Regions from separate parts of the Homo sapiens genome. Here region 1 is linked to region 2. The links are chromatin loops, found by intact Hi-C in ENCODE. Cell type or tissue: upper lobe of right lung. All regions are shown on one strand. Region 1 overlaps FOXN3 (forkhead box N3). Region 2 overlaps FOXN3 (forkhead box N3).

Evidence for each region. A loop is a pair of places that touch in the nucleus more often than their neighbours do. Peaks named below come from ENCODE experiments on the same cell type or tissue, not always from the same donor. Only the 100,000 strongest peaks of a DNase experiment are listed, where the experiment ranks them.
Region 1: it touches region 2 in a loop (2.4-fold over the local background); 45 of 110 quality-filtered maps call a loop at or near these places.

What each region holds. Positions count from the first base shown.
Region 1 is chr14:89,291,613-89,294,112 of GRCh38, reverse strand. All of the region lies in intron 3 of FOXN3 (forkhead box N3), which reads left to right. It also overlaps the pseudogene CAP2P1. Among named protein-coding and RNA genes, the nearest start is that of FOXN3-AS3, 57 kb to the left of the region's middle. RefSeq lists an enhancer at 1-268. In upper lobe of right lung, no CTCF peak of the experiment used is centred here; a DNase peak (open chromatin) is centred at 1,222.
Region 2 is chr14:89,403,856-89,406,355 of GRCh38, reverse strand. All of the region lies in intron 2 of FOXN3 (forkhead box N3), which reads left to right. Among named protein-coding and RNA genes, the nearest start is that of FOXN3, 12 kb to the left of the region's middle. In upper lobe of right lung, no CTCF peak of the experiment used is centred here; no DNase peak of the experiment used is centred here.

The sequences.
Region 1 (2,500 bases), 110 kb after region 2:
AGGAAAGTGCAGGAGCCCTTGGGAAGAACGGGTGGGCCCCAATGGGGACTGGAGGCAGGGACGTAGCTGAGGAAGGTGTCAGAGCCTCCAGAATTTTGAACTAGAGCATTTGCCAGGTGATTACCAAAGGCTGGGTCCGTTGTTTTCTTCTGTTTTGTTCTTTGCGGAATGCTGAATTAAAGGATAAACTTTACTTCCCTCAACAGACATTTGTGGCAGCCAGGTTCCAAGCACAGCAGTAGGTATTAGGGATTCAGGAAAAGACAGCCACAGGTGTCTTGGTATAGCCTGGAGAGACTGCATGTGGAAGGGAAATAGCCACTGTCTGGGGTGAATTGTGCTTCTCTCCCCCTACCCCCAACCGCCGCTCCATTCATATGTTGATGTCCTAACTCCCAGTTCCTCAGAATGTGCCCTTACTTCCAATGTGCCCATATTTCCAATAAGGTCCTTGCAGGATGTCATTAGTTAAGATGAGGTCACACTGGAGTGGGGTGCACCCTCGACTCAACATGACGTTGTCCTTAGAAAAGGTGGGAATTTGAAGCCAGCTGTACACATGGGGGAATGCTGTGTAAAGATGAAGGCAGGGCAATGCTCTTGCAAGCCAGAGAACACCAGCAAACACCAGCAGCTGCGAGGGAGGCCAGGAACAGATTCTCCCCCACAGCCTGCTGAAGGAACCAGCCCTGTGACCCCTTGATCTTGGACTTCTGCCCTCCAGGACTGTGAGAGGAGGAATTTCTGTTGCTTAAACCCCCCAGTCTGTGGCACTTGGTTATGGCAGCCCCAGCAAACGAATAGACACTGATAAACCCTGGGCAGCATGGAGAGCGTGCCCTGGGAACTGGCAAGCAAGGCAGAGGGGGGAAGCTGCCTTCTGGTTTGAGCGGATGTGGGAGCTAGGGGCAGCTGAAAGCTGCTCTGTGCAGAGCCCGCTGGAGATACCCTCCAGCATCTGGAAACAGAATCAGCTGGCAGTGGGGAAGTGGCAAACCCAACCTTTCCACAAACTCTCCTAGGAAAAGAGCATGAGAAGAAAAGAGGAGAGGGCTAGAACTCTAGGAATGCTCTGATGGTGGGGCCGAGCATGGACAGAGAGCTAGCCGACTGTCCGGCAAGAAGAGTGGGAGGAGCCGAACCCAGGCCAGGAGGGTGTTTTGTAGCTAAAGGTGGAAAGGATTTTTAAGAGTATTGTCAAAAGTAACAGGAAGTTTGTGTAACCCAGAAAGAGGCTTCTCATGTGAGTGCATGTGGGAGGTCGTGCGGTGGAGAGGGGAGAGAGGCTGGAGTGACATCAAGGGCAGTGACCGCTCGTCTTAGTCTGTTTGTGCTGCTGTCACAAACTGGGTAATTTACAAACAATAGATCTCTCGCTATGCTGGAGGCTGGGAAGTCCAAGATCAAGGCTGTGGTAGGTTCATTGTCTGGTGAGGGCTGCTTGCAAAATGGGGCCTTGAACGCTGTACCCTCCAGAGGAGAGGAGCACTGTGTCTTCACATGGCAGAAGGCAGAAAAGGGGGGTGGCTCCCTCCTTTAAGCCCCTTTATATGGTCATCTAATCCCGTTCATGAGGAAGGAGCCCTCCTGGCCTAATCACCTTTTAAAGGCCCTACCTCTTAACACTATCACCTTGGCAACACCTGAATTTTGGAGGGACACATGCAAACCATAGCACCTGGGGAACTGGGGGACCCAGGTGACCCCTGGCAGGAAGAGGTTGTGGTGGTGACATGGGGGAGTGGAAGCTGCGCTGTCGGTGCCAGCTCTTGGGATTTGTGAGTGCAGGAAAGAATAATGGGAGCCAAAAGGAGGACTTGGACACCAGTTTATGTGTGGCGATGGCTAAGATAAGAAATCATCAGTCCTGGGAAGGGGGAGGTAAGTGGAGACAAGGGGTAGTGGAGGGAGGAAAGATTCCAGAGGAAAAGAAGGGTAATAGAGATGTTACTTTGGCAAGTAAGAAGATGCACGCGCAGGCAGAAATAATGGAGCCAGCGAACGGAGGTGGAAGGAAGGGCATGTCCTTCGTTTAGAAAAGAGGAGGTGACGGTGCCTGCCGAAAGATGGAGCGGGAGGTTTGGGACTTGATGAGTGGAGAGATTGGGGCCAGTGTTCCTGGGTTCTCATTTGGGAGCAGTTTTATTCCCCAGTGGACACACAGCAATAACTGGAAACATTTTTGGTTGTCACAGCTGATGAGGTGGGTGTCACTGGTGTCTAGTGGGAGGCCAGGAAGACTGCTGAGCATCTTACCATCCACAGTGTAGCATCCCAGGACAAGAATTATCCAATCCAGAATGTCAGTAATGCTGAGGTTAAGAAATCCGGCCGTAGGTCAATCGCAGTTCGCAAACACGTTCAAGGAATGAAGTCCCAACTGAATGGCAGGCTTTGGGGAATGTGATGAAACTTCAGTATATTTAAAACAACACAATAAGGGCCACAGGAAGAGAGCATGAGTGGCCGGCCACAGATTTGCATTGCCAAAGACAGGACC
Region 2 (2,500 bases):
CTTGAACTCCTGGGCTCAAGTGATCCTCCTGACTCAGCCTCCCAAGTAGCTGAGAATACAGGTGCATGCCACCACATCCAGCTAATTTCAAGATTTTTTTTTTTTGTAGGGCTGCGCACTGTGGCTCATACCTGTAATTCCAGCACTTTGGGAGGCCGAGGCAAGCAGATGACTTGAGCCCAGGAGTTTGAGACCAGCCTAGGCAACATGATGAAACTGCATCTCTGCAAAAGATAAAAAAATTAGCTGGGCATTGTGGCACGCACCTGTAGTCCCGGCTACTCAGGAGGCTGAGTTGGGAAGATCGCCTGGTGACAGAGCTAGATCCTGTCTCCAGAAATAATATATTTTTAGTAAAGGTGGGGTCTTGCTGTGTCGCCCAGTCTGGTCTTGAACTCCTGTCCTCAAGTAATCCTCCCAATTGTGAGCCACCATGCTTGGCCCGATTCCCTCCAATTCTGAAGGGCATGTGCTTACCCCTGGTGCTTGCCTAGGCCTTCTCAGTATAGCAGACATTGTAGATGATCTCTCTGTGCTTCCTTTAAATATCCTGTGAATATGGGTTATAGGGGATTGAAATAACCCAAATAAACCCAGAATTAACTCTGGGGGCACAGGATAGAGAAAGGCAAATACAGAGTATATTTTTGTACCGTTGAGATGGGGCTCAATTGTCAGCACATGTAAAGTTCTTGCATCTGCACAGAGCACACAACTGTCTGCTCAGCTTCCGGTTTCCAGGCTCCATCCTGAGCCCCCTGCCTCATAGGACCCCTTCAGTGGCATCAGAGCCAAGTGAGGAAGCTTTTCTCCCTGCGTGTACACTGTTGATACAAATTGTCTCTAATTTGCTGTTCTCTTCACGTTTGCTCTCGGTAGATGAGATTCTTTTTCAAAGGCAGTTTTGAAAATGAGGTCGCACCCAGGTGTGGTGGCTCACGTCTGTAATCCCACACTTTAGGAGGCCAAGACGGGGGCATCATTTGAGGCCAGGAGTTCAAGACCAGCCTGGCCATCATGGTGAAACCCTGTCTCTACTAAAAATACAAAAAGTAGCCGGGTCTGGTGGCGGGCGCCTGTAATCTCAGCTACTTGGGAGGCTGAGGCAGGAGAATCGCTTGAACCCGGGAGGCAGAGGTTGCGGTGAGTGAAGATCACGCCACTACACTCCAGCCTGAGCGACAGAGTGAGACTCTGTCTCAAAAAGAAAAACAACAACAAAAAAAGAAACTGAGGTTGCACCTCTATGTGTCAGCACCCCACGTGAGCAGTTGCTTCTAGTTTTCTCTTCTTGGTGTTGTGAATGCAGAATCAAGAGCATTTCCCCTAACCGTGACACCAGTCAACCTACCTGTCTCATTGATGGACCTTTTAGGAGGAAGAGATGACTTATTATTATTATTTTTTTGGATAAATAATGCTCATTGGAAGACAGTGTGGTCTGGTTCGGATGTGTAAATTCCTAAGAATTAGTGTAATGTTGGGTGGGGTGGAACATGTAATTTTGTAATGTGTGTGAGACTCCTCTGTGGTCTCTGGGTGAAGTGACAATCCTCTTCATCCTCGACCTGGGGCTGCCTTGTCCAGCGTCGGAAATGGCTCTCCCTGAAGACGGCCTCCTTCTCACCGGTGCCTACTGCCAGGCGGGCTGCTTTCTGCTGTCTGTGCTATAGGCTATGTCACCTCAGAAGGTTGAGAGTTTACCAGGGTCTCTGAGGGGCCAGAAATAAAAATACTCCCTTGTCACAGGCCCTGGAATAGGAAGCCATTCATACCAGCATCCTGTGATCCCAAGAAAGCGCAGCTCCCTGACCCATCCTGCCGATTTTTTTTTTTTTTTTTTTTTTTTTTGAGACAGAGTCTCGCTCTGTCACCCAGGCTGGAGTGCAGTGGTGCAATCTCGGCTCACTGCAACCTCCGCCTTCCCAGGTTCAAGCGATTCTCCTGCCTCATCCTCCTGAATAGCTGGGATTACAGGTGCGTGCCACCACACCCAGCTAATTTTTGTATTTTTAGTGGAGACAGGGTGTTTGTTGGTCAGGCTGGTCTCGAACTCCTGACCTTGTGATCTGCCCGCCTCGGCCTCCCAAAGTGCTGAGATTACAGCCGTGAGCCACCGTGCGCAGCCCCATCCTGCTGATTTGTTCCTTCCAGACTGTTCGTTCCTTCTTCTTCCAGTCAGTAGGTGTCTTGGGTGGGGGCACATTTCCGTTGTCTTGCTCTGGCAAACCTTTCATTTGTCTGCTCATTCATTCATTTATTCAACAAACTTTTTAAAGTACCTACTAAGTGCTAAAAGAATACAGAATTGAATGTACCATGGCCACTGCCTGTAAGGCACTCATGGTCCAGCGAGCCCTCCCCTCAGAGTCTCCCTCTCACTAGTGGAACTTCTCTAGCAGAAGCTCTTACTCCACTGCTGTATGCCCTTTGTATTCTCTGTTTTCTGTCTCACATCGTTGCTTTTCTGGCCCTTCATGGATACACTACCTTTCTACTC